Regions from separate parts of the Homo sapiens genome. Here region 2 is linked to region 1. Evidence: read pairs that join two places in POLR2A ChIA-PET (ENCODE). Cell type or tissue: HepG2. All regions are shown on one strand. Links, peaks and the distances in the headings refer to the core of each region. The heading gives the core; the rest is flanking DNA.

Region 1 (15,887 bases), core at 4,116-12,115:
CCCAGGCTGGAGTACAGTGATGTGATCTCAGCTCACTGCAACCTCTGCCTCCCAGGTTCAAGTGATTCTACTGCCTCAGCCTCCCAAGTAGCTGGGATTACAGGTGCATACCACCACGCCCAGCTAAGTTTTATATTTTTAATAGAGACGAGGTTTCACCATGTTGGCCAGGCTGGTCTCGAACTCCTGTCCTCAAGTGATCCACCTGCCTCGGCCTCCCAAAGTGCCAGGATTACAGGAGTGAGCCACTGCACCCCCACCAACCCTACTGTCTATCCATGAGCACATCTTCCCGCAGATCTCTGTTTATATATGTATCTTCTCCATCAGGAAATGGTTTTACAGAAAACAAGAGCTGCCACCTATTATCCTTTGTATTTTTAGCTCTGAACTGGAAGTACTAAGGTGTTTCATCTTGTCAACTCTATCAGCTTGGTGATGGCTACCTGGAATGCCACATGGAAGATGATTCCAGAAAGATGCAGGCCATGCAGAGTGGTAGTGGGGTGCCAGAAAGTGCATGGGTGAAGGAGGAGGCAGGGACCAGGAGTTTTTCAAAGGAACTAACAAGAAACACCCCTCCCAAGGGCTGTAAAAAGCGACTGCTGGGCCGGGTGTGGTGGCTCACGCCTGTAATCCCAGAACTCTGGGAGGCTGAGGCAGGTGGATCACCTGAGGTCAGGAGTTCGAGACCAGTCTGACCAACATAGTGAAACCCCCATCTCTACTAAAAACACAAAAAACTAGCCGGACGTGGTGGCATGCACCTGTAGTCCCAGCTACTCAGGAGGCTGAGCCAGGAGAATCGTTTGAACCCGGGAGGCGGAGGTTGCAGTGAACTGAGATCGCACCATTGCATTCCAGCCTGGGCAACAAAAGTGAAACTCTGTCTCAGAAAAAAAAAAAAAAAAAGGTGACTACTGGCCTGTCTTATCACATCAAATACCTTGTAGAATGAGGAGCCTTCCTTGGAGTCAGAATACCTTTATGCTATAGGGAAGTTTTGCTCCTAAAATGTGATCCACACGTCAAGACTCTCCAACATGCAGCCAAAGCCATAGCTTTAGTTGAGACATGCCTGGGCCAGATCTCCTCACAGCCTCAGGTCATCTGAGTTCAAAGGCCTGAGGAATGCCACTCATATTTCAGGATAGAATCTTCCATTCCAGCAAGATTTGAGTAAACCCACCATTTCCTTCTAACCTTCGGTATTTGTTTCCTGTAGCTGCCATAACAAAATACTGCAAACTGGGTAACTTAATACAACAGAAAATTATTCTCTCACAGTTCTGGGGCCAGGAGTCCAACATCAAGGTATCAGCAGGGTCTCGGTCCCTCGGAAGGCTCTGGGGGAGAATCCCTCCTCAATACTTCCAGCTTTACGTGGCTGCAGATGTTCCTGGGCTTTCTTGGCAGCATCACTCCCATCTCTGCCTCCATCTTCATTTGGCCTTCTCCGTTTCTCCCACTGTGTCTTCTCCTCTTTTTTTTTTTTTTTTTTTCTTTTGAAACAGGGTCTCACTCTGTCGCCCAGGCTAGAGTGCAATGGTGCAGTCTCGGCTCACTGCAACCTCCACCTCCCAGGCTCAAGCGATTCTCCTGCCTCAGCCTCCTGAGTAGCTGGGATTACAGGTGTGCGCCACTACCACCCGGCTAATTTTTGTATTCTTAGTAGAGGCGGGGTTCCACCATGTGAGCCAGGCTGGTCTCGAACTCCTGGCCTCAAATAATCTGCCTGCCTCGGCCTCCCAAAGTGCTGGGATTACAGGTGTGAGCCACCGTGCCTGGCCCTCCTCTTCTGTCTCTTATAAGACACTTGTCATTGGATTTAGGGCCTGCCTGGATAATCTAGGATATTCTTATCTCAAGATCCTTAATTTAATTACATCTACAAAGATCTTTTTTCCAAATAAGGTCACATTAACAGGTTCTAAGACATAGACTTATCTTTAGGGGGCTACCATCTAACTCACTACATCTTCTGAATGGAAAATAACAAATAGTACCTAGGATGGGTTAACTTTGAGACATAAACAGTTTCTCTTAATGGAAACAAACAATGGTCTTTACAAATTTAGACTGAATAGTGAAAAACTACCATGAAAAAGCAGCAGCAAAAAAGCCCCATCCTAACGAACAACATTAATGTGATTGTTTTTGTCCTCGCTGTCACAGCCACACAGAAGGCTCTGTGCAGACTGTGGTCTTATTGTCTCTCCCCTGGAAAGTTCCTAAGCCCCAGTATGTTGAGCTTTTAGGACACTAGAACATTGTGACATTTTGCCAAAATTTTCCAGTTAAAAAATAAAGGATTATTTTGCCCAGGAAATTCTATCATCATTGCTAATGAAGACAAAGATTGGAGAAGGAAGAAGAGAGGAAGAAACACAGTGCCATGCATAAATAACCAAGCTGCAGCCTCTAGCCTCTTACCACTAATAAACAAATGCTCAAGAGCTTGTGTTTTAGAGACAGAAACTTATTCTGGGGGAAGCAGAGCCTTTCTTCCTGCTGAGTGCCCCCAGCATAATCTGTGTTTTGTTGTTGTTGCTGTTCCTTGCTCTTGCTCCAGCCATTTTTATCTGGAACTGAAGTCCTGTAGCTGCCATAATAAATTCCTGCAAACCGAGTAGCTTAAAACAACAGAAACTTACTCTGTTACAGTTGTGGAGACCAGAGGTCCCCAATTAAGGTGTCAACAGGGTCCCACTCCCTCTGAGGGCTCTAGGGGAGAAACCTTCCCTGCCTAAAGGTTAGTAGTGGAAATGTTTGTGCTGCTAACTGTGCTACGCTTACTTCCATTCATCAACATCTGGGAAGGTAACAGGTAACCAGAAGTTTACATTCTGAAAACTTCCAGAAAAACATCCCTCTCCACGGCCCCACTTCTAGCTCCTGAAATCATGAGACTCAAACCACTTCAACCTACTGTAACATATCCAAGGTGTTAATTGACTCTCACCCTAGGATGAGAGTCAGGTATGTAGACAGTAACCTCTGATCCCACTTTGAAAAGGAAAAATCCAAGTGATGAGAGTGGCGTTGGTGGTGTAATGGTTATAGTGGTTATAGTGGTGTGCCTAGCTGCCTTCTGATACAATGAGAGTCACTGCCATGTGAAGAATTGTTACTGTTTTGTCATTATCAATAGTTATTGAACATAAGGTACATAGACAGTAACCTGGGACCTCATTCTGAAAAAAAAAAAAAAAAACTCAAAGTGACCACAGTCACTACTATGTGACAAATTCTTGCCATTTAATCATTGTAAATATTTATCAAATATTTAGAGCTATACCCCAACTCATGAGGACATAGACTCTTACTCTTTGGAACTTGGGCCACCCGGGGAATAGGTAGCTGAAAGGAGACCTGCATTCATCCCTGTTTTCATTTAGCATTGCCAATATTTCACTGATGCTTAGTTAGGTAAGTAAAATCAGTACTATCAATGACTTCTTCCCCAGACCACACACCCTCAAAGGTAGAGTTCACCTTCCTGTTTCTTGCTCGTTGTTCAGTATCACAAATTATTCCTCTGAAGGCTGTAAATAAAACTCTCCAATATTTACATAGCTGATGGTCTCAAAGTGGCAAGCAAGCAGATCTTCTGAGAATCTCTAGACCATCTGGCTGCCTACCCACCCTGCCGCCCACCTCATGTCCTGCTCCCTCCACCACACAGACCTAGCTTGACTCCTCCCCGAAACACCTCCCCTCTAGAAAGGAGATTGTCAATCAACACCTGACATTCAGTCTTTTACTACTGCTTACTTCAAATTATTTTAAGCTCTCTGTGAATTAGCTCTTGGAATCATTGAATAGGAAACCCGATAAGCTGATGTTTAAGGATTTTTTCCTACCTTTAACCAAGTTGCTAAATAGAGGGCAAATTAAACATGGTATACTAAGCCTGGTGCAGTGACACATGCCTGTAGTGCCACCTAGTTGAGAGGCTGAGGCCGGAGGATCACTTGAGCCCAGGAGTTCCAAACCCAACCTGGGCAACATAGTAAGATTCCATCTCTAAAGACAAGCAAACATGGTACACTAGTACAACAAGAGTTTAGGGGATAATTGAGTTATTTCTACCTGTCATCTCTAAAGCCAGGACAAGGTTGTTTCAACAAGGAATGTTGTTGGTGGATTTCACATTTCCAGACATTTGGTGCTGTAATCTCCAAGCCCATCTGCATGGGTGATATGGTTTGGCTGTGTCCCCACCCAAATCTCATCTTAAATTGTAGCTCCCAAAATTCCCACGTGTCATGGGAGGCACCCCGTGGGAGGTAATTGAATCATGGGAGTGGGTCTTTCCTGTGCTGTTTTTGTGATTGTGAATTAGTTTCGCAAGATCTGATAGTTTTATACAGGGGTGTTTCCTTGCACAAGTTTCCTCTTGCCTGCCTCCAGGTGAGACGTGCCTTTTACCTTCCACCATGATTGTGAGGCCTCCCTAGCCACGTGGAGCTGTAAGTCCATTAAACTTCTTTTTCTTTATAAATTACCCAGTCTTGGGTATGTGTTTATCAGCAGAGTGATAACAGACTAATACAATGGGAAGCTGCATGGAATACAAGTCTGACCTCTGAGTTGCTAATTCATCCACCTTGACCAAGCAGGGACTCCATTTCATAACTAAAGAAATGGTTAAAACAGCACTTTGATTTCTGTGGGATTGGTGGTGATATCCCTTTTATCATTTTTTATTGCGTCTATTTGATTCTTCTGTCTTGTTTTCTTTATTAGTCTTGCTAGTGGTCTATCAATTTTGTTGATCTTTTCAAAAAACCAACTCCTGGATTCATTGATTTTTTGAAGGGTTTTTTGGGTCTCTATCTTCTTCAATTCTGCTCTGATCTTAGTTATTTCTGCTAGCTTTCGAATTTGTTTGCTCTTGCTTCTCTAGTTCTTCTAATTGTGATGTTAGGGTGTCGATTTTAGATCTTTCCTGCTTTCTCTTGTGGGCATTTAGTGCTATAAACCTCCCTATAAACACTGCTTTAAATGTGTCCCAGAGATTCTGGTACATTGCGTCTTTGTTCTCATTGGTTTCAAAGAATATCTTTATTTCTGCTTTCATTTCATTATTTATCCAGTAGTCATTCAGGAGCAGGTTGTCCAGTTTCCATGTAGTTGTGCGGTTTTGAGTGAATTTCTTAATCCTGAGTTCTAATTTGATTGCACTGTGGTCTGAGAGACAGTTTGTTGCGATTTCTGTTCTTTTACATTTGCTGAGGACCAGAGGTACAAAGAGGAGCTGGTACCAGTCCTTCTGAAACTATTCCAATCAATAGAAAAAGAGGGAATCCTCCCTAACTCATTTTATGAGGCTCAGCATCATCCTGATACCAAAGCCTGGCAGAGACACAACAAAAAAAGAGAATTTTAGACCAATATTCCTGATGAATATCGATGCGAAAAATCCTCAATAAAATACTGGCAAACCAAATCCAGCAGCACATCAAAAAGCTTATCCACCATGATCAAGTCGGCTTCATCCCTGGGATGCAAGGCTGGTTCAACATATGCAAATCAATAAACATAATCCATCACATAAACAGAACCAATGACAAAAACCACATGATTATCTCAACAGATGCAGAAAAGGCCTTCAACAAAATTCAACAGTGCTTCATGCTAAAAACTCTCAATAAACTAGGTATTGATGGAACGTATCTCAAAATAATAAGAGCTGTTTATGACAAACCCACAGCCAATATCATACTGAATGGGCAAAAACTGGAAGCATTCCCTTTGAAAACTGGCACAAGACAGGGATGCCCTCTCTCGCCACTCCTATTCAACATAGTGTTGGAAGTTCTGGCCAGGACCATCAGGCAAGAGAAAGAAATAAAGGCTATTCAATTAGGAAAAGAGGAAGTGAAATTGTCCCTGTTTGCAGATGACATGATTGTATATTTAGAAAACCCTATCATCTCAGCCCAAAATCTCCTTTAACTGGTAAGCAACTTCAGCAGTCTCAGGATACAAAATCAATGTGCAAAAATCACAAGCATTCCTATACACCAATAACAGACAAACAGAGAGCCAAATCATGAGTGAACTCCCATTCACAATTGCTACAAAGAGAATAAAATATCTAGGAATCCAACTTACAAGGGATGTGAAGGACCTCTTCAAGGAGAACTACAAACCACTGCTCAATGAAATAAAGGAGGACACAAAAAAATGGAAGAATATTCCATGCTCATGGATAGGAGAATCAATATTGTGAAAATGGCCATACTGCCCAAGGTAATCTATAGATTCAATGGCATCCCCATCAAGCTACCAATGACTTTCTTCACACAATTAGAAAAAAGTACTTTGAACTTCATATGGAACCAAAAAAGAGCCCACATTGCCAAGACAATCCTAAGCAAAACAAACAAAGCTGGAGGCATCACGCTACCTGACTTCAAACTATACTACAAGGCTACAGTAACCAAAACAGCATGGTACTGGTACCAAAACAGAGATATAGACCAATGGAACAGAACAGAGCCCTCAGAAATAACACCACACATCTACAGCCATCTGATTTTTGACAAACCTGACAAAAACCAGAAATGGGGAAAGGATTCCCTATTTAATAAATGGTGCTGGAAAAACTGGCTAGCCATATGTAGAAAGCTGAAACTGGATCCCTTCCTTACACCTTATACAAAAATTAATTCAAAATGGATTAAAGACTTAAATGTTAGACCTAAAACCATAAAAACCCTAGAAGAAAACCTAGGCAATACCATTCAGGACATAGGCATGGCAAGGACTTCATGACTAAAACACCAAAAGCAATGGCAACAAAAACCAAAATAGACAAATGGGATCTAATTAAACTAAAGAGCTTCTGCATGGCAAAAGAAACTACCATCAGAGTGAACAGGCAACCTACAGAATGGGGAAAATTTTTGCAATCTACCCATCTGATAAAGGGCTAATATCCAGAATCTACAAAGAATTTAATTTACAAGAAAAAAACAACCCCATCAAAAAGTGAGCAAAGGATATGAACAGACACTTCTCAAAAGAAGACATTTATGCAGCCAACAGACACATGAAAAAATGCTCATCATCGCTGGTTATCAGAGAAATGCCAATGAAAACCACAATGAGATACCATCTCACGCCAGTTAGAATGGCGATCATTAAAAAGTCAGGAAACAACAGATGCTGGAGAGTATGTGGAGAAATAGGAACACTTTTACACTGTTGGTGGGAGTGTAAACTAGTTCACCCATTGTGGAAGACAGTGTGGTGATTCCTCAAGGATCTAGAGCTAGAAATACCATTTGACCCAGCCATCCCATTACTGGGTATATACCCAAAGGATTATAAATCATGCTACTATAAAGACACATGCACATGTATGTTTATTGCGACACTATTCACAATAGCAAAGACTTGGAACCAACCCAAATGTCCAACAAGGATAGACTGGATTAAGAAAATGTGGCATATATACACCATGGAATACTATGCAGCCATAAAAAAGGATACGTTCACGTCCTTTGCAGGGACATGGATGAAGCTGGAAACCATCATTCTGAGCAAACTATCACAAGGACGGAAAACCAAATACCACATGTCCTCACTCACAGGTGGAAACTGAACAATGAGAACACTTGGACACAGGGTGGGGAACATCACATACCGGGGCCTGTCAGAGGGTGGGGGACAGGGGGAGGGATAGCATTAGGAGAAATACCTAATGTAAATGACGAGTTAATGAGTGCAGCAAACCAACATGACACATGTATACCTATGTAACAAACCTGCACGTTGTGCACATGTACCCTAGAACTTAAAGTATAAAAAATAAAAATAAAAATAAAAATAAACAGCACTTTGAGCCAGGCACATTGACAGCTGCCTGTCATCTCAGCAACTCGGAAGGCTGAGGCAGGGGATCACTTCAGCCCAGCAGTTCCAGACAAGCCCAGGCAACATAGCAAGACTCTGTCTCAAACAACAACAACAACAACAACAATAAAAGACTAGCATTTTGCAGGCCTCTCAGATTAGGCCCTTCCTAATTCAGACGGTGTCCCACATGAAAGAAAAGCTGACCCCAGGGAACACGTATTCTATTTTATGGAATGAAGTGTTGCCCATTAAAAGAAAAAAAAAAGAAAGAAAGAAAGAAAAAGAAAAACTGACCCCCCAAATGTCCCAGGGGTAGGGGAGCAGGTATACTCTTTTAAATAAAAACTCAGGCCGGGCACGGTGGCTCACGCCTATAATCCCAGCACTTTGGGAGGCCGAGGCAGGCGGATCACGAGGTCAGGAGTTCAAGACCATCCTGTCCAACATGGTGAAACCCCGTCTCTACTAAAATACAAAAAATTAGCCGGGCATGGTAGTACACGCCTGTAGTCCTAACTACTCGGAGGCTGAGGCAGGAGAATCCCTTGAACCCGGGAGGCAGAAGTTGCAGTGAGCCGAGACTGTGCCACTGCACTCCGGCCTGGCAACAGAGCGAGACTCCGTCTCAAAAAAACCACAAACAAAAAACACCTCATACCTGAGAAGGCAAGGGACTGAAAGGGATGATTAAAGATGGGTAGCAAAGGGCACCAACTGCTGGAGATTCATGAAGCCAGGACACAGCTTTCCAAGTCTCCGTGGACCAGGTCTGTGGCTCCCTACTTAGCAACCAAGCAATAGTCTGAGCAATCAGAGAAGCAGCAGCCTGAAAAATGAACTGCAGAGTCAAAAACTCAGTCTACAGCAGAAACACGTGAGCTGACACTTTCACTCAGATTTAGAAATAAAGTTCTTTTGACCTTAGAGAGAAGTGGGCTTAACAAGCTGCAGGCATGAGAGAGGTCCCCTTTGCTTCCCCTGGGCTGGAAGCAAGAACAAAGCACGATTTGTTCCGGAAGTTGACCGCAAAAGCTTGATATCTGGGCAAAGTCCCTTTACAGCCACTGCTGGGCAGCCCATCCCCCTCAAGTCCCTGGAGCTCCTGCCTCCTGGGACCGGAGGAACTCTTCTTTACAGATGAGATGTATTGGTGAGACACCAGGGGGCAGAGGTGGCAGGCTGCGTTGGATAAACGCAATGGAAGGAGCTGATTTGCACTGCCATGGTAGGGGAGAAGACATTTACAAACATTAAGCATCCGCTACAGCTCTTGGTGGGGCCTAGGCATGGGGTTCAGAGGGTAGTGTGGATTGGAATAAGGAATAGAACAGAACAGAATACAGACCAGGCGTGATGGCTCACGCCTATAATCCCAGCACTTTGGGAGGCCGAGGTGGGCAGATCACCTGAGGTCAGGAGTTTGAGACCAGCCTGAACAACATGGTGAAACCCTGTCTCTACTAAAAACACAAAAATACCATTGGCAGGCATCTGTAATCCCAGCTACTCAGGAGGCTGAAGCAGGAGAATCACTTGAACCCAGGAAGCAGAGGTTGCAGTGAGCCAAGATCGTGCCATCGCACTCCAGCCTAGGGGACAAGAGCGAGACTTTGTCTCAAAAATAATAATATAAATGTAATGTAACATAGCATAAGATTATGAAATTATTTTATTTTATATTTAAATATTGTAGCTTTAAAAATTACAGAGGGCCTCTACCCTGATCTGCTTCATATTTAAGATACTGAGATAAGAACAAATAGCCTTCCTATTTCATTCTCCATGTTCAAGACACATCATGGAATTTTATCCTTGCTATAAATATACATTTTATATTTGATTTTCCTAATGTTGCGGGCAAACTGCTGGGTCACTGGAAGAATTGATTCTCTGGCCTCACTGGCAACAGGGCATCAAAACTGAAAAGCAGCCTGGGGAACTGGATGTCATTAGCATCCTCACTGTAATGTTTGCTCAAACTATAAACTTATCACTTAAAATATTAAAGCAGAGTATGTTCAGAAGCACAAGCATAAATAAAAGTTTAAGTAAGGTATTTGTGAGGAGTTTTTCCCTACTTTATTTATTAAACATTCAGAACATCAATTTTAAATCATCAGTGACCTAACTTTGCATGGTAAATGAGCATAGGCAGGTAGCCTGGGGTTCCAGTTTGAGCTCAGCCAATTGTTAACTGTGACCTTGGCCAAGTTTCCTTATGTAGCTCAGAGCCTGAAGCCTGTTAAGCACTGTCAATAAACGGCTTGTACTAGCAATTCCTGTTCAATCAGTATTTAATCCTTGTCTACTCTTAGCGATCATGAAACCACCATTGCAAAATTATAACTGAGACAGTGAAAGAGATCTGATCTTACTAACTCCATCTTGCTTCTAACCTCCAAGTTGTCCTTGTTCATTCCTGAGCATAGGCCAAATTAACTTTGGGAGAAACTTAGTTTATAGTTTGAAACAAAGATGGTAACAGCCCTTTCCCAAAATGAACTAGACTGCCTTTGTAGAATTAACAAATTAGCCAAAAGATTAGATTATGGTTTAGAAGTCAGGCAGCTGGAGGCTGCAAGATTCTAAACCTCCCCAAATTGCCCCTGGGGATAACGTCACTATTGTGAAGCCTAAGATCAGTTCTTGAGATATTTTGCAGACCCTGTACTTGATGCATCAGCTGGCACCACCCAGGCTCGTAAACTGGCTCATCTGGTCTTGTAGCCCCCACCCAGGAGCTGACTCAATGCAAGAGGACAGCTTCAACTCCCTGTGATTTCATCTCTGACCTGACCGATCAGAACCCCCAATTCACTGGCCCCCCTACCCACCAAATTATCCTTAAAAACTCCAGTCCCTAAATTCTCAGGGAGACTGATTTGAGTAATAATAAAACTCTGGTCTTCTTGCACAGCCAGCTCTGTGTGAATTACTCTTTCTCCATTGCAATTCCCCTGTCTTGATAAATCGGCTCTGTCTAGGCAGTGGGCAAGGTAAATTAATCCATTGGGGGGTTACAATCATAGTCAAAATTAGTTCAAACCACATAAATCAATAATGATCTTTAACAGAGAGTGCTCTCCCTCATCTCTCTTCTTGGAGACAAGAGATGGTAACAAAAGTCCAAGTTGAAGCTTCACTACCTATGAGATCATGGAAATGACTTTTCAAGGAACACAACAATTGGCCCAGAAAAAGGTAGGAAAATAAAATATAAAAAGTAGCTATTGAAATGAAAATTAAAACAAAGGGAATATAACTTTAAAAGTGAAAACAAGACAATATAATGCAAGTTCTGTTTCTGAAGTATCTTTGGCACCCATCCACTGTCCGAGCTTGATAAGCCCTACCGTCTTCCACTGGACCCTGCCACTACCTCCCCAGGGTCCCCTCTTCCGCCCATTCGCCACACCAGTCTTGACTAAGGTAACATGGGTTCTTAGCAACACGCGGTCTAATCCCATGTGTACCAAATGGTGTAGATGGTTGTGTATATATCTATGGATGTACAGAGAAAAACTCCTCACAGCATAAACTAAAAAATATCAAGTGGCTCTCTAACATGTGACATATTCTTTTTATATTTTAGAAACTATTGAGAATTGGAAAAAACATTAATTCTATAATCAGAAAATAAAGCCACTTTTTAAAAAGAAGAAAGCAAGCTCTCAATGACATTCTACTGCAAACAGGGCAAAGTCCAAACTACCATTTAAGGCCCTTCACCCATCACCCCAGATGACTTTTCCAACATTATATTTTTCCATATCCCTGGCACACACCCTGAACTTCAAACACACTGGACACTCTTTACCCTGAATTCAGCCTTCATAGTCCCACTTTCTTTTTTTGTTGCCCAGGCTGGAGTGCAGTGGCACTATCTTGACTCACTGCAAGTTCTGCCTCCCGGGTTCACACCATTCTCCTGCCTCAGCCTCCCAAGTAGCTGGGGCTACAGGTGCCCGCCACCATGCCCGGCTAATTTTTTTGTATTTTTAGTAGAGACAGGGTTTCACCATGTTAGCCAGGATGGTCTCAATCTCCTGACCTCATGATCTGCCCACCTCCGCCTCCCAAAGTACTGGGATTACAGGTGTGAGCCACCACACCCGGCCCACAGTCCCACTTTCAAGCTTTCACCTATCCTGTTCTCATAGCCTGCCTCTTGGAGATGTCCCAGTCCTCCCTCTTCCCTATCCTTCCCCACCCCTTCACCCCCCATCCCCCACGTGCTCTGGTAAGTACCTGGAGCATTCATTTCATTTGGCTATGTCACATAATTAATTGTACTTAATGTTTTTCTCTTCTCCACTAAGCAGTAAGCTCTTCAAAGGCAGATTGTATCTTCTACCCAGAGTATCTGGCTTACAGCCTTGCACCCAAAGATATCCAATAGATGTTTGTTGAAATAAATTATTGAGGAATGCAGAGCACGATACACCTGAGGCAGTTTGCAGAAGGCTTTACAGGGGTGGGCCTTGAGGTGAGTCTAAAGAATGGGTAAGGTAGGGCAGGCGCAGTGGCTCACGCCTGCAATCCCAGCACTTTGGGAGGCTGAGGTGAGTGGATCACCTGAGGTCAGGAGTTCGACACCAGCCTGGCCAACATGGTGAAACTCCATCTCTACTAAAAATAAAAAATTAGCCAGGCATGGTGGCACATGCCTGTAATCCCAGCTACTTGGGAGGCTGAGGCAAGAGAATTACTTGAACCCGGGAGGCGGAGCTTGCAGTGAGCCAAGATTGCGCCATTGCACTCCAGCTTGGGCAACAAAAGCAAAACTCCATCTCAAAAGAAAAAGGGGGGGCGCTGGGGTAAGGCTAGATGCAGTGGCTCACACGTGTAATCTTTGGAGGCTGAGGTGGAAGGCTCGCTTGAGGCCAAGGGTTTGAGACAAGCTTGGGCAATATAAAAATAAAATTAGCTGGGTGTGATGCTGTTGCGTGTGATGGTGCGTGCCCTGCGAATTCTACTCCTAGGAGCCTATCCTAAGGAATTACTCAGAAAGGTGCACAAAGTCTTATATATCAACAGCATCATTTATAAGAATTAAAAACTAGAAACAATATAAACAATGAAGAACAAGAAAACAAAGTATAATACTACATTTATTTGATGCTATCATTAAAAGTTGTATGTTTTTGAAGACTAGACTAGCTATTGTCATTGGGAGGAATGCTCACAATATAAAGTGAGGGGGAAATGTTTAAATTGTTTGCATCTTGGGGACAGGGCTGAACTCAGAAATTGCCCCTGGGGATTGGATTGGGGAAAGGGGACCCTTTACATTTTAGTCTTCTGTTTTCCTTTTGAGTAATACTAATAGTAGTGACTATACTACTAATAATAATTCAAATGATTACTGTAAGCCAAGCATTATGCTAAGTCTTTTGTGTTTATTTTCTCACTTAATTCTCTCAACCATCTGAGCAGGTAAGTACTATTTTCCTCATTCCTTTACAGACAAGAAAGCTGAGGCACAGAGAAGTCAAGGCATTTGCCCAAGGTAGAGCCAGAACTCAAGTGTAGAATGTTGACTCCAGAGTCTTGTTTTCTCAGCTACTACAATATGCTGCTTCTGGTTAGATATATTTGTAGTACTGCAATTATTTATTTATTTATGAGACAGGGCTTGCTCTTGTCATCCAGGCTGGAGTGCAGTGGCGCCATCTCAGCTCACTGCAACCTCCACCTCCCGGGTTCAAGCGATTCACCTGCCTCAGCCTCCGGAGTAGCTGGGATTACAGGTGCGTGCCATCACACCCAGCTAATTTTTGTATTTTTAAGTAGAGATGGATTTCACCATGATGGCCAGGCTGGTCTCGAACTCCTGACCTCAGATCATCCGCCCAAGTCAGCCTCCCAAAGTGCTGGGATTAGAGGCGTGAGCCATCGCGCCCGGCCTGCATTTTAAATTAAGGAACTGATTCTACCTCTGCCAGGCAGTTCCCTCAACTAGAAACCTCTTCCCCGTCTACATAACTCCCTGATCTCCTTCAAGTCCTTGTTTAAATGTCACTTTCACAACGAGTACTATCCTGACTGCCCAGATCAAAATTGCAACCTGACCCTCATCCGTTATACCCCGCTGTGCTTTTTTCATAGCATGTATTTAGTATATCATATAGTTTTCGGATTCACCATATGCTTCTGTTCTCCTCCAACACATGAGCCCCACTAGGTCACGGGTTTTTAAATCTGTCTTGCTAACTGACGCATCTTAGCCAAAAAAAAAAAAAAAAAAGTCCTGGCACAAACTACGTGCTCAATACCTATCTGTGGAACAAACGAAGGTTTAAAACCATGGCATGACTCCGCATTGCTTTCTTACTTTAAAGCATAAACATACATACACACATGGGAGACAGGGAGAGGATATTTCAAAATGTTAATGGTGATTTCAAGTGATTTTTTTTCCTTCTTTATGTTTTCCTCTATGTTTTCCTGTTATGTTTATGTTTCCTGTGGTTTTATACCCCAAATTCTACGTGAAAATGTATTCTCTTACCATGAGAAAATTGCTTTTGAAAACGTCTCTCTAAACCTAGAGTAACGTGCATTGCCGCGCAGAGTGAATTGGTTTTGCTGTAAATCTCATGAAGCCGTTTTCCTGCATGAAACACAGTAAAAAAAAAAAAAAACTGGAGTGGTATTGACGACCTTTAAAAAAAAAAGATTGTTCTGAAATCATCGCTTGGTGTTTTGCAGTGGTTAAATGTTTATTAAAGGAATAAAAATCCATTCCTCCTTGGCGGACCGCGGCGTCCCTAGGGAACACACCCACCTAGCAACCGAGACCAGAGCTGGAGCGCTGCGCCTTTAATTCTGGGGCGGGCGGGGGGCGGCGGGAATTTCTGCTCCGGTTCCCTCTGCATCGCGGGGGCAGCTGTCACCTGTAAGGCGAGCGCGGCGCGGGGGATGGAAGCAGGCGCCCATTGGACAGAATACAAAGGCAGAAACCTACCCCGAAGGCCGGGGCCCGGCGGGGCGCTGGGGGTGGGCGCTCCCCGCGGCCCCCGGCGCCCTTCGCCCCGAGACGCCCCGGCCCAGCGGCACTGGCGCGACCGAGGTCCAGCTTCGGGGACACGCCCGGCTGGCCGCGGGGAAGGCACCAGGTGAGCGCGGCCGCGCCTCCCGGAACCCCGCTCCCGCGCGTCCCGCGGCGACGCGGCGCCCACCCGCCCCGGGAGCCAGGAACCCAGGGCCCCACCATGGCGCTGGCCGCCGCCGCCGCCGCTGCGGCTGCCGGGGTGAGCCAGGCGGCGGTGCTGGGCTTCCTGCAGGAGCACGGCGGGAAGGTGCGCAACTCCGAGCTGCTGAGCCGCTTCAAGCCGCTGCTCGATGCCGGCGACCCGCGGGGCCGCGCCGCCCGCAGGGACCGCTTCAAGCAGTTCGTCAACAACGTGGCGGTGGTGAAGGAGCTCGACGGCGTCAAGTTCGTGGTGCTGAGGAAGAAGCCCCGGCCCCCGGAGCCCGAGCCCGCACCCTTCGGCCCCCCGGGGGCAGCGGCCCAGCCGTCGAAACCCACTTCGACGGTCTTGCCGCGGAGCGCCTCTGCCCCGGGAGCTCCGCCCTTGGTCCGGGTGCCGCGGCCAGTGGAGCCGCCAGGGGACCTGGGTCTGCCAACAGAGCCACAGGACACCCCGGGGGGGCCGGCCTCCGAGCCCGCTCAGCCGCCCGGGGAGCGGTCCGCCGACCCACCGCTTCCAGCCCTTGAGCTAGCCCAGGCCACCGAGAGACCCTCCGCAGACGCGGCCCCACCGCCTAGGGCCCCTTCTGAGGCGGCATCGCCCTGCTCTGATCCGCCAGACGCGGAGCCCGGGCCCGGGGCAGCGAAAGGGCCGCCGCAGCAGAAGCCCTGTATGCTGCCGGTGCGCTGCGTCCCGGCCCCCGCCACGCTCCGCCTCCGGGCGGAGGAGCCCGGCCTGCGCCGGCAGCTGTCGGAGGAGCCGAGCCCGCGGAGCTCCCCTCTGCTGCTGAGGCGGCTCTCGGTGGAAGAGTCCGGTCTGGGCCTC
Region 2 (8,263 bases), core at 264-8,263, 67 kb after region 1:
GTATCTTTATTATCCTAATTACTGCTATTGCCTTTTAAGAATCAAAAGTTAAGATACTTCAAAACATGGCCGGATACAGTGGCTCACACCTGTAATCCCAGCACTTTGGGAGGCTGAAGTGGATGGATCACTTGAGGTCAGGAGTTTGAGACCAGCCTGGCCAACATGGTGAAACCCTGTCTCTACTAAAAATATAAAAATTAGCTGAGTGTGGTGGCACACGCCTATAATCCCAGCTACTCAGGAGGCTGAGGCAGAAACGCTTGAACCTGGGAGGTGGAGGTTGCAGTGAGCCAAGATTGTGCCACTGCACTCCAGCCTGGGTGACAGAGCGAGACTTCAAAACAAAACCTAAAAGATAAACTACATTGTGAGGCAGGATACGGGGAAAAGGCTGAGTCTTACAGTCTTGGGCTCGTCCTCTTAGCCCGTCACTTCCTCATTATGTGATATAGGCAAGAAACCTACTTTCATGAGCCTTAAGCTTCTCACCCATAAAATAGAAATATTATAAAGTTCTTGGGTTGTGGTGATGGTGAAATGAGTGACAAGTGTCTGGCAAGATGGTACGGGCTTAACACAGGGCAACTAACTGAGGAACTCTTCTACCTCACCCCCAAAAGACAGTCCAATTTTCCCATTTGCCTCTTTGTCCAGATTTATTCCCAGGTCTTGCAACATATTTGGGTCATAGACTTGAGAATGATGAAAACTGTGGACCCATCCTTACCTTGCATAGCTTCAAAGAGTTCACAGCCCAGAGGAGGACCACTGCTTTGAGAGGCCGTTAATGTCTTTCTCCCTCTGGTGTTTGCCCCAACCCGCCGAAGTAGACGGCCACCCTCTCCCATCTTGCTCACCTTGTTCTACACTTAGACTATTTCTCCCTGGTTCTTTGACTCCTTTGGAGAGACCAGCTCAAAAGATCCAAATCCCTTTTCTCAGCCCAAACCAGGCACCAAGCCTATTCTTTTTATTCCAGGAGTGCTCTACTGAGATGACTCTGCCGTAAGCCCTGTGATGTGTGGAGCTTCTGCTTTGGATGAAATTAGTCTGCTTTAAGCCTGTGTCTCATCAAAGGGCTTCCCTCTCTAAGCTTGGGGAAATGGATCTCACCTGTGTGGCAGGAGTGCTGAGGTGGTGGGTGTGTGGAATGTGGTGAGTTTTAGTAGTTCAGTGCTCCTATACATGACCTGGGATCATTTTAGGGGACATTTGCAGAAATCCTCAGAGGAGAACCTGAGTAAAACCTTTGAAGGAAAGACAGCTGCTGTGGGCTTCAGTGCTGGTAACCCATCTGGAGCCTCCAGTCCTGGGTATGGATCCCTTACCTGCTACTCTGGCACAACCATTTGCTCCATTTGACCTTTCTTTTTCCAAATGCTCCTGCCCCCACAAGCGTTTTTATCTATGGGCTGCAGAGTCTGATGAAAGGAATGCCCTTGCTCTTTTAGTTTGCAGGCAGTCCTCAAAATGCAGGCCTAAGGTAGGCCCAAAAGTCTATGCCAGTTCCAGCTAGCAAAAAAGCAAATACACCTTGACCTTTTGTTGAAATTTTACCTGGTAAAGTTTTTCCATTTCAGAGTCTTTCATCTTTTATTAGGCACCTCCTGCTTAGGGACAGCAAAAAGTTTCCAATTACTGCCAACTCCTAGTGATCGACCTGGAATGTGTTTCAAACAGCTGCTCATGTAGCTATACCCTCTTTCTCCCATTTCATCCTAAGCATTTGCCTCAGAAGCATAAAATCTCTTGAGAGTTGTATCCAGAGTTACCAAGCTCTCAGCTATCAAATCTGCTTCAGTCTCATTTTCTTCTTGTAAATTAGTCATTTGAACCCCCAAACTGACAGAATAGGAGACTAAAGCCCAAAAAGGGGAAGGGCTGGCCTATGGGCAGTTGCACTCTGTAGACCCCAGGCTACTGCTTACCAGCCAAGCATTCTACCTTCTTACGGCTGCAACTGTTAAAGGCTACTTAGGCCTTTCTATTGGATGAAGGAGCATGCAGTTACGTGTATATTCACTGAGCAAAATACTTGATTGTAGAATCCATGAAATTTTTTTTTTTTTAATTTCAAGAAGAGGCCTTCACAGTCTCTCAAGTATGGGATGGCTGTGGACAAATACTGCCAATTCAGCTAACTGCTGCCTGGATGTTGCTTTGAGTTTGATTTTTGCTCCATACTTAACTAAAACAACTAGCATTCACGTAGACATGTTAAAATACTTTCCCCTTCCCCAACAGTGGTTCCTTCCACAGACAGTGACTAATGGTTTTTTCTTTTGGGGAGAGGGTGGCATACAACATAGAGGCTTGAACCAAAGGCCTCTGCAATGTTGTCACACTCATGAGGATGAATGGTCCTTTCCGCCTACACACAGAGGGGCAAGGGCTTCAAGCTCTTTCTTTCCTTGACTGTGTTATCAGCTTTACAAATTAACACCATGCTAGTTTGATCCTGCTAGAAGTACAGGAAGGCAGAAATGGAGGATTAGGAGAATTACTCATCTTTTGGATGAACAGTTTCCAAATCCCATTTGGCACATCACTCTAGACTGGTAAAGGGGAGGCTGACACTGAGGCCACAGACCCAACTGGCTCTAGGACATCACGTTGTTCAGTCCTTTGCTTATCTAATCATTTGTGTTCTTACCCAGTGCTCACTAGGTCACCCACATAGCCACTTCCCCTCCCAGCAAAAGTTCCCAGTTTAGGCACCTGTCTGGGATCATCCAGTATCCAAGCTTAGGGGTGAAGGGAGGGAGCAGAGAACTAGTCTCAACTGGTTCGTTGGTATATAGGTCTCTTCTCAATGTTCCTAAAGTGCATGCAGTGGCATCCCCCTCAAGGCCTGGCTCCATGATTCTGAGAGGACTAGAATCAGGACAGTCAGATCTGTGGTCACATCCTGCCCAATTCCAGCTCTGAGGTCCATCAAACCATCTGCTTCTCCCTTGGCAAGAAGCTCCCTCTGTCTGACTGGCAGCAGGGTCAGTGGCCATCCTTTTCTACCTTCAGCTGTTGTGCATCTCCTCCACGTTTTCCTGGAGTAAAGGAACAAGCAGGTTCTTATCCAAATACCCAACCTGTGAAGATGAGACGGCCCTTGGGAAGAGGTATTAGCCAAGTTTTCAGTATGATGCCCGGCAGAAAGAATTTGTTGTCTTTGTCTTAAGCTTATTATCCTCCCAGGTCATAGGAAGATCTAAAGTCCAATCAGTCTCCTTACTCAGAATTCACAGCTTTCCCCTCAAACTTAAAATGCCCATGTCATTTCACGAGTACCCATAACTACCCATCGTTTAGATACATGTCCTCCCTTGGTCTAGAAATCTGCAGCAGTTCCTACTTAAACTGATGGATGCTTTGGGCTTTGGAGGTATCTCATCCCTATGCCTGTTGCCCTGAAGCTGCCGGAAGGAAAGGCCCCACTCAACTACTGGGAAGAAAGCCCATAATTCAAGGCTTTTAATACAGTCACTACACAAGCTCTCCCTCTGATTTAGGAGATCTTGTTACCTCCTCATCTACATGTGCTTAAAAACAAAAAGAAACCTATAATTATTCAATTCACCTGTGGTCCAAATAAGTCTCACATCCAGCCATTCCCCTGAGAGGGCAGGAGGCCAGACTTTGAACTTTCCACAGCTGGGTCTTCATTTTACTAGTGAGATAAAGAGGTGCAGATTAGGGTGACAGTCCATCTAAGCAAGTGGACGATCTGGGGAACTGTAGGCCTTGCTGAAGCATCCTCCCACAGAAAGGAGATAAGGGCCTTATCCAATTGGCTGTACACAATAGATCAGTGCTTCTTTCCTAGACAAGGCTGAAAGGGGCCAACATTATTTCTGAAGACTTCATTATTGGAATTCTATGGGAGTGATCTCACTGAGCTATTTTGGAATAGAAATGTGGCTAGTTGCCTGACCTCCCTCAATGGTTTCACGTGGCTTTCAAAGGGAAGGAAGGGCAGTGCTGACTTTTGGTAAAATGGGCGAAAGGGTCCATGCCAGCAACACAATCACTCAAAGTCCAGATGAGGGATCAGTAAATACAACGTGCCTGAAAGGTGGCCCTTGAGCACATTCCTCCGGTAGACATTAACTTATTAAATTGATTCTGATTACAAATATAAACTTTGCCCCCATCTCACCCAGTAACAATGCAAGAGTTGATGTCAGTCTATAAAAGGAAGTAGGAACTGTCCCTGGCTTTCAGGCTCCAACATCCTCCCCCTGTCAAGATGTGGCACCTCAAACTTTGTGCAGTCCTCATGATCTTCCTGTTGCTGTTGGGCCAGGTAAGGAGGGAAGGATACTTATGTGTGTGTGTGGAGTGTGGAGATGATAGTGGTGGTGGAACTTGAAAGCTAGATTCAGTCCTGAGGAATGGTTCCTCTGTTCTGAGTCTACAGCATCTGCGGAATGGAATGATCACTCTTCCAAGGTGTGCAGCAGGGTGTCAACACTTTCATATCTGAATGTCTTTGCCCTTACAGATAGATGGCTCCCCAATACCAGAAGTGAGTTCGGCAAAGAGAAGGCCACGGAGAATGACCCCATTTTGGAGAGGGGTTTCCCTCAGGCCTATTGGAGCCTCCTGCCGGGATGATTCTGAGTGTATCACAAGGCTATGCAGGTACTCCCTGAACCTGGGAGCAGGGTTGGGCCAGAGAGCCCTGGGAAGCTGGGCAGAGGAGTGACAAGGGGACACATGAACCTAAGAATAAAGCTGGGATGGAGGAGTTCTAGACTGAGACTGGGAGCTCCATGGAAAATCCCTTAGGAGTTAGGAGCCAAGAACAGCTCTATGTGGGTACCATGAAAGAGTGGTGCCTTTCCATTCTTCAGTCTTTCCTGAGACTGGACAGATCAAGCAAAGAGGAAGGAAATGCAGCATAGGTGGCCCTGGTCATTCCTAGACCCAGTCTTAAAAAACTACCCTTTCTTTTCCCCTAGAAAAAGACGCTGTTCCTTAAGTGTGGCCCAGGAATGATGTACATACCAGGGAAAGAAAGGACAGCAGTCACCTCCGACAATGCTCCGTTCTATGGAATATTGATTAACTGCATTTTGGCTGGAGACACCCAAGTGAAGCAATCTTGTATTTTTAATATTTAAAGGCAGATGTACGCTTTAAATTGGTCTCCATTTCTTCTTAGAATGTTGATATATGGATAAGCATAACTAAACTTGTCAATTTAGAGTTTATTTTTCTATGGATACTATTAAATGTCTCAAATTGAAATTTTAGCAGTCTGGAATTCAAGCTTTTGAGGGAAAGAAGGATTCATTTTGTATACTAAAGAAAAAAACAGCATTGCCCAATAATGTGTTAACTTCTCAATCTGGAAAGTGTAGTGAGAGCTACATAATCAATAGCTACGTAATCAACTTCAGCAAGTTCCTAAGCTGTGGCCCTGGATCCCTTCACTCCATACTCTTCAGGGAGGTGTCAAAGGTGGTCAAGCTTGGGAGGCTGAGGCAGGAGAATCACTTGAACCTGGGAGGTGGAGGTTGCAGTGAGCCAAGATCATGCCACTGCACCCCAGCCTGGGTGACATAGAGAGACTCTGTCTCAAAAAAAAAAAAAAAAAAAAAAGATGGTCAAGCACTTGCCATCTAATGAAGCACCCAGGTTTGTCTATGGCTGTCTGAAGATAAGGCAGAACAGAGAGAAAAATCTAGTTTAATAAAGCAATGAAAGCCCAAGCCACCAAAAGCACCAAAAGAGATTTAAGATTTCTGTTGGGACAAGGTGAATTTTGACATATGCACAAGGACCCATGGCCAGCAAGTTCAGAATTTCTGTAATCAGAAAATGAGACCTCAGCTGGTGGGAACAGACTTTTAAAGAGTAGTAACGGACCTTAAGACACAAAACAGGAATTGCATGAAAAGGGCTCAGAGTTGAAGAAATATAAAGAGTACAGTGTTCAGTAACTTTAATACAGAAAATCTATTTGATATTTATTAAACTTAGTTTCTCCAACTATGGTTTGGCATTGTACAAAGCATCTTAATGACACAGTAGAGTTAAAAAGATCTTTACAAATTGAAATGTGATACCCTTGTCTCCAAATATTTTAATTGCCATAAATTTGTTTAAAAATACACATTAAACGCATGTTTGACACTCTAAACTTTCTATACTCTCAATACCACAAAATACATATAATATACTATACAGATGTGGAAAAATCTAGTTAGTATATAATACTTTGCTCACCATTAACAGCTTTATCGTGTGAAATGCACATACTGACTTAGAAATCCTAGCTTTTGAGCCCCAAAGTACCTCTGAAATTGTAATGTATTGCAACAAATAAAAATCACAGTATATAATTGAAATTCTGGTTGAAAATGTCAGATGCCTAAATATTTTGGATAAAAGAAATGTAAAACAAAGATTTGGTTCATGTACAAAACAAAGGCATCCTTATCAGTCACTAACAGTACCTTTCTGCAAAATCAACAGGCTTTTAATTTATCAGTGACATTATCTCCCCTCCAAAACCCTCCCCAAATATCAAACAATTATATACCAAATAATTTTAATTTCAAATAAAAGGATTTTCAATAAATATATAAGCATTTCCATCCTCCATATACAAAATTTCTTAAAACCATTCAAAACGGAGGCTAGATAGAAATTTTCATAACTGTGCTTACCAACCCCACAACTGGCCCTTAAAGGTGGTGCCTTTTCAGGCAATGTCAACTGGCCAGTTCTGTTGGTGAGCCCCCTACCCCCACCCCACCCATCCCAGTACTGTTGAATGCTCATGTTAATGATTTGCCAGGTGTGTGCATAAAGTTGTAAAATGGGGACACTTCTGGAACACCAACAACAAACTCAACAATATGGATGATCATGGCATTGATTTGAAAGGCAGCATTTCCAAATTGATATTTTCCAGAGAGGAACATAGCAGGTAGAAAATTCCAATGGTTAAAAGCTGAAAAGAAGTCCCACATGGAAGCAGTAAGAGGTCAAAACTGAGTATCACTAGAGTTTCTGGGTGGGAGCTTTTTTATTTTTAAGAATGGCAAGTTATGTTTAGCTGAGTAACAGTGGCAAGGAGAGGTCAATGCTGACATTCCTGAAAGTCAACTTCTTTACATGATGACTACTTAGGCTGCTATTTTAGGATACTTAAAGATCTCTAAGACTTGGATTAGACTTAACTTGAATACCTTATTCTGTGACCAAATTACATGAAAAGAAGATACATAGTTATTATTTCCATTCCCTTTTCTGGAGACAGCAAGTTCTTTCTAATTAACCATAGGGTTCATGTGAATAGGAGCTTTGTAAGACCAGCATCCACTTTACAGACTATTAATAATTTACTTTTTGTCACTTGCTAACTTGGTTTTGGGGTCTAGAGGTCTAAAGTGAATTTCTCCATTAGCGAGTATCTGAAAGACATGCTCACAAACATGAAAAATTTGGCCTCTTCTCACTACATATTCCAAGGTATTCAATAATTATCTCTTCTATTAGTTTTACTGAATAGCAACCTTAGATGTACAGTATTATTACTGGAAAAAAAGCCTGCCTCTTCAATACATTAATGCATAAAGCTGAAATGAAATTTATGTTCCATGTATTAGGGGATATACAGGTATGATAGGTGTCTATATGGGTTTGAAATGCTCTGTCTCCCCAAGTTACTTAGGTTTTTTAAAAAACATCATCACAAGCTGCCTAACAGTCATCCCCAGTAGATGTTCCTGGGACCCAGACACAAACTCCTATAAATCAAAATATATAATGAGGCCATACTGTTCAATTAGCAACTGGAAAATTAAAATCTTTCCCACCCTGTAAGAGCCCTACGACACTACAGAAGGGCTCAAATACATTTTAAAAGTTAATTTACTACAAATCATAGTAATTAAGCTTTAACAATCTAAAGGAATACACATTGCACCCTTGAACATTAATATTCAAGGTGTCAACAAGAAAGTGTCTTAGATCAATTTAATAAATAATGTGGAAATAGTTGCACTAAGCTAAAATACTAAACACACACATATTTGACAAACTAATTTCATGTTTTCATACATACATACATATATATAAAGTGTGTATGTGTACAGAATTTTAAGATCCAAAGTTGCATACCCTTACACCTAGAAGAGTGCACAGTGTACTCCTCCTCTATATAACTAGGCATCACTGACTGGAACAATCACTGGCTGCTCTGAAACTCCAGAGTACTGGCCTCTAGAGCCAGAACTTTCATTTATAACAA

Evidence for each region. ChIA-PET counts read pairs that join two places held together with the same protein. Peaks named below come from ENCODE experiments on the same cell type or tissue, not always from the same donor. Only the 100,000 strongest peaks of a DNase experiment are listed, where the experiment ranks them.
Region 2: POLR2A ChIA-PET joins it to region 1 with 10 read pairs; 9 of 35 experiments call an interaction of 5 or more read pairs at or near these places.

Annotation. Positions count from the first base shown.
Region 1 is chr5:132,798,539-132,814,425 of GRCh38, forward strand. It overlaps SOWAHA (sosondowah ankyrin repeat domain family member A), which reads left to right and starts at 14,764. Exons shown (of 1, transcript NM_175873.6): 1 at 14,764-15,887. The coding sequence starts at 15,084. RefSeq lists silencers at 9,939-10,233, 15,799-15,868. In HepG2, for the core only: a CTCF peak has its summit at 9,030 (motif pointing right); DNase peaks (open chromatin) are centred at 8,913, 10,093 and 11,623; H3K4me3 peaks cover 1,071 bases.
Region 2 is chr5:132,869,449-132,877,711 of GRCh38, forward strand. It overlaps LEAP2 (liver enriched antimicrobial peptide 2), which reads left to right and starts at 4,220. Exons shown (of 3, transcript NM_052971.3): 1 at 4,220-4,303; 2 at 4,502-4,641; 3 at 4,962-5,598. The coding sequence starts at 4,247. The coding sequence ends at 4,998. AFF4 (ALF transcription elongation factor 4) reads right to left here. Exons shown (of 21, transcript NM_014423.4): 21 at 5,947-8,263. In HepG2, for the core only: no CTCF peak of the experiment used is centred there; a DNase peak (open chromatin) is centred at 4,093; H3K4me3 peaks cover 2,390 bases.